2 separate regions of the Homo sapiens genome follow, and region 2 is linked to region 1. The links are chromatin loops, found by intact Hi-C in ENCODE. Cell type or tissue: PC-3. All regions are shown on one strand.

Region 1 (4,000 bases):
CCCGCCACCAGGCCTGGCTAATTTTTTTTGGTATTTTTAGTAGAGACAGCGTTTCACCATGTAAGCCAGGATGGTCTCGATCTCCTGACCTTGTGATCCACCCGCCTTGGCCTCCCAAAGTGCTGGGATTACAGGCGTGAGCCACTGCGCCTGGCCTGTTATTCTTAAAGCACATTCTGTAGCTCTTCGTATACTTGGGCTACATCGTAAATTGGCCTTTGTGGAAAATTTTTCTCTTTCAAACAATATTCTCTTTGTCTATTAAATATTATTCCTTCCTTTGTTTTGAACTGGCTGGAGCCAGTGACAGAAAAAAGCAAGTAGAATAGAACAAATGTTGACATGGAATATTGTTTACATTTTTTAACAATCTAATTTTAAAAATCTTTAAGAAACAGGGTATTTATGGATCATCAAAAAATGTCTGATGCAGGTAGGGTGTGTGTTACCATTATTCCCATTTTACAGATAAATTTACTGAGATTCAAATTATTCAATGAAATCAGTTAAGAGAAGGAACTAGGCTTAGAATCTAGGTAGTTCGCCTCCAAATTCCATGTTCTTCCCCACCCTTCCAAAAAATAAAATAAATAAAGAAGAAAGATCTAGAGACCTCAAAGGAAACAGCAAATAAACCTTCAGTCAATATTGAACATGTTTTTGTCTAGGCTGAACCACTCCTCTTGCACATGCAGGTGCAAAGGTTTAAACAAAGAAATAAGCCACACAGGACTAATATCATTCTAAGAGGAGGAGCTTTCCACAGCGTTGAAAAGTCCTCTTGGTAGCCACAGAACAGTAGGGGTTCCCAATAACCTAGTAAAGAAAAGAAATATATATATATATATATATATGTATATATATATATGTGTGTATATATATATGTGTATGTATATATATATGTGTGTATGTATATATATATATGTGTGTATATATATATGTATATATATATATATATTTTTTTTTTTTTTTTTTTTTGAGATGGAGTTTTGCTGTTGTTGCCCAGGCTGGAGTGCAATGGCACGATCTCGGCTCACCGCAACCTCCGCCTCCTGGGTTCAAGCGATTCTCCTGCTTCAGCCTAAGAGAAATATATTTTAAGGGGAGTCATGAGTGCAGTCAGGTTCTTAGAAGAGGTAAGCAATTAGGTTTGACCCTGAAACTGTGGAGAAGAGACCCTTGACTATATAGCCTGAGCTCTCTGAAGTTTATTTCTACTACAATGACTTTAATGTCTATAGTCTCTCACTCCCCACGTTGCCACTTCATGTACTCTTGCTGCATTACCTACTTTGTATAATTAGGAAGGCATACAATAAACTGGACTTTGCAGAACTGAAGGAAGTACGAAATGCTCAAAAGCGATCTTCCAGCTATTTGTCTTTTACTCCACTGATAACTACACTTTGCTTTTACATCTTGCATTCAATATTACTTGCCCCTTCTTGAATAGATATTAACCAAAATTAATAATTTATCCTAAAGCTACTTAAAAATGTCTTGGTGTTCTGAAAATGCACTGAGTAGAAGAATGTGGAGAAAAATATATCTAGAACAGGGGTCCCAAACCCTGGGCCATGGACTGGTACCAGTCCGTGGCCTGTTAGAAACTGGGCTGCACAGCAGGAGATGAGTGGCAGGCTAGGGAGAATTACTGCCTGAACTCTGCCTCCTGTCAGATCAGCGGTGGCATCAGATTCTCATAGGAGTGTGAACCCTACTGTGAACTGTGCATGTGAGGTTGTACACTCCTTGTTAAATTCTAACTAATGCCTGATGATCTGCAGTGGAACAGTTTCATCCTGAAACCATCCTCCTCATCCCCACCCCAATCCGTGGAAAAAATTGTCTTCCACGAAACCAGTCCCTGGTGCCAAAAAAGTTGGGGACCACTGCCTTAGAGCATGTTGAATTATTTTTTAAGCTGTAGCCCCCCCAAAAAAAAACTTATTTATAGGACTTAATACAATAAAACATAATTGTGTGCAAATAATTTAATAAATAGGTCATCATACATTTTGATTGAAAAATTCAGAGACAGAAAATATATTCCATTTTTCCCTGTGCAATATACTAAAATGCATGCCAATTTCAGTTAAGACAAATTATTCCTTGGGGAAGCAATGTATATTAATACATGTGTATGTAGAATTAATATAGCTTCACAGACTGCAAGAACATCAATATTTTCTACCACCAGATGGCAGAAATAAAGCTACAGTATTTTAGAATCTAAGGATTCAAATTATACACAGAAGAAACTAACTGCAGTCTTCATCCTGATTTTATTTTTAGTTGAACAGACAGAAAAATACATTGCAGCAAAATTTTGCTATGTGTTAAATAAGAAAAAAATTTTTTGATTAACAAAATTTTTTCATTTGAATGGGCTGCCAACTCACTATTTTTCCATCAGTTAGATTATGTTGCTTTCTAAAAGAATCATTTTAAAAAACAAGCTACCACCAGATTTGGACATTAAAATAATTTCCTTTCTAATCAACATAATCAACATCTCCTTTTGGAAGGCATTCTAAATCAATCCCACCTGTTCTCAATCGTGCACACTCTCCTTGCTTTATTTTCCAACGTTTTATCCTTCTTCATTTTTCAAAAACTGATCAGTTGTCCATGCTTCCCTGAACTGCTCTAGATGGTGGGGTTTGCTTACATCATCCTGTTACATATGCTAATATGGCTTCTTGTGATCTTGAATACTGGCGATATAGGTTTAAATTCGGTTTGTTACACTAATTTTTATGTATTAGGTAGTAATAAAATAACCATAAAAATAATAATGATAACAATAAAAAGTAAACGTCCACATAACATATATTAACAACTTTGATTCTAGGAATCTGGAATTATTCGCTGCTATGTTTTGGCTGTGTCCCCAGCCAAATCTCACCTTGAATTGTAATAAACCCCAAATGTCAAGGGTGGGGCTAGGTGGAAATAATTGAATCATGGGGGCAGTTTCCCCCATACTGTTCTCATGGTAGGGAATAAGTCTCATGAGATCTAATGGTTTTATAAATAGGCATTCCCCTGCACAAGCTCTCTCTTGCCTGCCACCATGTAAGATGTGCCTTTTTTTCTCCTTTGTTTTCTGCCATGATTGTGAGGCCACAATTGTGAGGTCAACCATGTGGAACTGTCAGTCCATTAAACTTCTCTCCTTTATAAATTACCCAGGCTCAGGTATGTCTTTATTACCAGTGTGAGTACAGACTAATATATTCTCATTCCAGTTATCAAAGGATTTTGATATTTCAGTGGTTTCTTCTTACCTTCGATAAGAGATGTTGTGAAAGAGATTCCTAGTTAATAAAAATAAATGACTTTCATAAGATAGAATATTTGATCATCCATTTGATTAGCTGGAATTTTAAATATCTTTAACGTAACGTTATCTAATTTATGTAAATTTTTAAATTATTGCTTAATAATCATGTAAATACTAAGCAGAATAACGTTGAATGTTTACTTGGTGCCAGAAAATGTTCCTAGCATTATGGAAAAGGTTAATTTTTCAAAAAACTTTTAACAACCTATGAGATAAGTGCAACGAATGTCCCCATTTTACATATTTGAAAGCTGAGTCATGTTTAGGTTATATAACTTTCTCCAAATCCCACAGGTAATATGAAGTTGGGCCCTGATTTGTACCAGGCAGTCAGATTCTTCAGCTGCTTCCCTTAAACATTACACCATGCACCTGAACTACCCTATTTTTTTAAAATTATGCATTCAGCTTTCATTTCGTACCTTTATTCCACAAATATTTATTGAGTGCCCACTTGGTATTAACTATTGAATATTCATAGAAAATTTTAGAAATGAACCTCCCTCGGGCAGGTGTACAATCTGGTGTAGAATATAGACATGAGATTTATAAGGACAATAAAGATTTACGGGTGCCATGACACTTATGTATTAGTTATAAAAGCAAAAAGAGAGAGTGGATACATTGCCCACAAATGTTCCAGGTCAAAGGAGA
Region 2 (4,000 bases), 110 kb after region 1:
TTACGGAGTTGTTTTTCTTACTATTGAGTTTTGAGAGCTCTCTATATATTCTGAATACAAGATGTTTATCAGATATGTGATTCTTAACAGAGTACATTTCAACAAATATTTGCTTCAAATGTAAAAAGGAATATGTAAGCTGTTTTATGGTTATTTAAAGTAATATAAAACACAAGGAAACAACACAATAAATTTAGAAGTATTTATTAGAAATAAACATTTCTATTTAACTATAAATATATAAGCACATATATAAATATATAAATAAATAAATAAAGAGAAAAGTAAATGAGCCAGTGAATTATGTTTATCATTGGAATAACAAATATATTAGGCAGGAAGTGAGAAGTTGCTGCAGTAAAAGCTGCCACCCTCCCTTTCCTTGATCTGGCCTTTGTCTCCTCTTACTCCTATGACTGACGGTGGATAGTTGCCTACAGTTCACATCATTAGCTATTAATGACTTGGTTAAAATTTCCTGTTGTTCAATCCACAGGGCCCTCTACAAATCCATTTTAAGCTCCTATTAAAGACTACACAGGAAAAAGATTTACTATTTATGGAGCAACCTTGAACATAGTTTCTGGCAGGCATCTTCACAGGCAAGCGCTGCGTCAGCTGTGGTTCCACAATTTCAGTCCTTAAGCTCACTAGCTAGTCTAGACGATAACTCCTCAACAAGCATTTGATAAACACACATAGGTCAAGGCTATTCGAATCATTTTAATAGAAAAACAAAGAAAAAAATGACTGGAGAGGAGTTTGTTTCCTCACTAAAGGACAAAACAATTATTTAAGAGGCATCAATAATATGGTTCCAAAGGGCAATGTATTAATTTAGATAGTTTTACAATCATTTCCTTCCTAAGATAAAAATTAAAAGGGCAAGGAAAGCTTTTATTAGAAAACAAAGTCAACTTGGCACTGTGATGTACATCACAATAATGAGGTCTATAAAATTACATATCTGTGTAAGGGAATTGAAAATTCCATAAAGTTATATGTGAAAAATGTGGATAAAGAGACCTAACATTGACTAATTAGTCCGAGGTTCTCATTATTAAAATTAAGAGATTCCAGATCTGAATTTTATGGTTTTATGACTCTAGTTTACATTCCACTTTGCATGTTTATGCAAAATAATGGGCACATATCAAAGAAACAAATGAAAGGCACATAAGACAATTTTACAGTGCCATTCACTCCTTCAGTGTTACAGTTATCACTAGTGCTCGGCATGTTCAGTTCTGTCTGGCATTTCTCTAGCCAAGATTCTGCTTGCAGTCCTCTCTTTTTAGTTTTGACCATGTAAATAAATAAATAAATAAATAAATTTTTCTAACTCCTGAATTATCTGTATTTCATTTTTATTAAAATCCTGATAACAAAAAAATTTGCAGTGTCATTCTGATATTATCATCTGGCCAAGCAGACGAGTAAATAAACTGAATGCACATTTCTAAAAAATAATATTCATTTTTTAGAATACCCTGAAATCGCATTCTTAGAGCAGTCTCAACAACAGCAATAAATCATGACTAAAAGAGCACATTCTGTCACACAATCCAAATACAGTTCACTCTTCAGAAAAGGGTGACAGTTAATTTCAGAGAAATACATTTAACCTGCTTTGTGGTTTGTTGTTGTTGTTGTTTGAACTAAGAAAATGTGCTTTCATTTTTGACATCAGAATTTTCAAACATAAAACCTGGAACCAAAGTTGGAGTTGTTTAATCTAACAATTGAATCATAAAAGCCAGAATACAGAGTTTAAGTAAGAAATGAAGACACATAGAAACTAAAGAGTATTGTTCAATATTATGAAATCATATTTCTTTAGTTGGAGAAACCGAAGTGAACATAAATCAATTTTGGAAGATACTGTATTAGATTTTGGGCCCAAGCTCTGACCCCCATCTTTATAAATGAGAGCTCTATGTAATACATACCTTTGTTTACTCTAATAATTAAGCTCTTTTGTAATATGGTCCAAGAACAGCCAATCTCATACTGCAAGTTATTTCACAGGAATCAGTGTGTTCTAGAAAAAGAGAGTGTGCTGCTCCTTTTCAATAAAACCACCTTTTTATCTAGCAATAATTTCTATGAAGTTAAAAACTGTTACACATACCAATCTGTGGTATTTACATACACACACCAATCTGTGGTATGTATACACACATTTATAGTCTTACCCGAAGATAAAAGTTTTATAAGTGTGTTTTGTTAAGGGAAGAGCAAGTTTGCTGTTTATAGTAACACCCTGTACACAGTTCATAAATATTAGTTGAAAGGATGACTCATTAAGAAACAAATTCAAGTGAAACGATGAAAATCTAAATTAACCTTTAAGGTATTTGTGCCAGGATCAAACAAGCACATAAACTGAAGTTTAAATGGCCTCTGAAGGCTTAGTCATTAAATAATAGAGTGGCTTGAGTGAGTGAATAAATAGGATAAAACACATGTCAGCTCTGAAATATGAGAGTGTGAAGACTGTTTTATCACAACGGGAGACTGAGTTTCTGGCAGAGTAGTTGGGAAAGTTTGCTCCTGAATGATCAAGTCTTGGCATGCAATGGTTACCCCAAACTTGTCCATCTTTCTTATGCCTTCTATCTTTTGCTCTTTCTACTCCAGTACAATATATTTATACAGCAATTTTATTGTGCCCAATTTTGTTGTTCTCCTGACTATACATGCATAAAAATAGATAACTTATTACATTAAAATGTTTTTAAAATTCACTCTTTAACCTTTGGCTATATAAGTAAGAGCTATTTATTGCTACTTTTTAAGTGAGAAAGAATGTTAATTTACGTCAAGGATAGTCACGTGGACCCCACCTCTTTTGTTTCTTAAGGAAATGATTTTCCCTGTGTCTGGTGAACATTAACAAGGAACTTCCTGGGTTCTGCCTGCGGTATTACTCTGTATCCAGCTTTTCTTTCTCTCCCACTACTACTCAGAGTCAGATTTCCAAAACTATCTGAGTTCAGACAGCTTTCTCATGGTATTAAATGCTTTATCTGTAAAAGCATCCAATATTTTTTCCCAAAAATCTTCATTTCCAGCCTCACTAGTCTCCTTAGTTGACCTGCATCTCACATGCATTTGCCATTATTTCTAGACTGATAGAAATGTAAATGTTTTTGTACTCTATCTAAAAAAAAAGTTTGAATATTACTTCCAACCTAACCAGAAATAGTTTACTCCAGGAACTCACACAAGTTGAGAAAGAGCTTTTTTAAAAAAAAAAAAAAAAAAAAACAAATTGTACCTTTCTGAAGTTCAAACTCTGTAGCTTAACACAACAGTTCTCCAGCTGCAGTTTGGGGATCTTGGCTGTCTCTGAGACCCTTTTAGGGTGTCTGCCAGTCAAAGTCAAAGATCCAATCAAAGTTTACATGCTTTGGATAGATCAATTGATTTTATGTTGCAAAGTATGAAATGTTCATTGAAATGGATTCAGATTCTCCATTGCAACTAACCTTTAAGAAGGTTTTTTGACAGATTTATTCACAGATATAATTAATAAACAATATAATCCAAACATTCAAAGTTCACAATTCGATAATTTTTAATATATTCACAGACATGTACAACCATGTCCACAGTCAATTTGAGAACATTTTCATCACCACAAAGAAATCCTATAAACTTCAGCTATTATTCCTCATTGGTCCATCCTCTCAGCCATATCATTCCCTCAGCCATAAATAACCAGTAATCTATAAAACTTTATATCTCAGTAGATTTGCCTGTTCTGAACATGTCATATAAGTGGAACTAAACAATATGTGACCTTTTGTGTCTGGCTTTTTTCACTTTACATAATGTTTTCAAGATTGATCCATGTAGCATGCATCACTGCTTCATTCCCTCTAATGACCAAGTAATATTCCATTGTATGGGTTTACCATAATGTGTTTATCTGCGAGTTTAAATAAAGTTAAACTAGCTTAACTAAACAAATTATTTTCTAAAGTATGAAATTATA

Evidence for each region. A loop is a pair of places that touch in the nucleus more often than their neighbours do. Peaks named below come from ENCODE experiments on the same cell type or tissue, not always from the same donor. Only the 100,000 strongest peaks of a DNase experiment are listed, where the experiment ranks them.
Region 2: it touches region 1 in a loop (6-fold over the local background); 6 of 110 quality-filtered maps call a loop at or near these places.

Annotation. Positions count from the first base shown.
Region 1 is chr7:80,390,649-80,394,648 of GRCh38, reverse strand. No RefSeq gene overlaps it. Among named protein-coding and RNA genes, the nearest start is that of GNAT3, 120 kb to the left of the region's middle. In PC-3, a CTCF peak has its summit at 2,188 (motif pointing right); no DNase peak of the experiment used is centred here.
Region 2 is chr7:80,276,511-80,280,510 of GRCh38, reverse strand. No RefSeq gene overlaps it. Among named protein-coding and RNA genes, the nearest start is that of GNAI1, 140 kb to the right of the region's middle. In PC-3, no CTCF peak of the experiment used is centred here; no DNase peak of the experiment used is centred here; H3K27ac peaks cover 2,028 bases.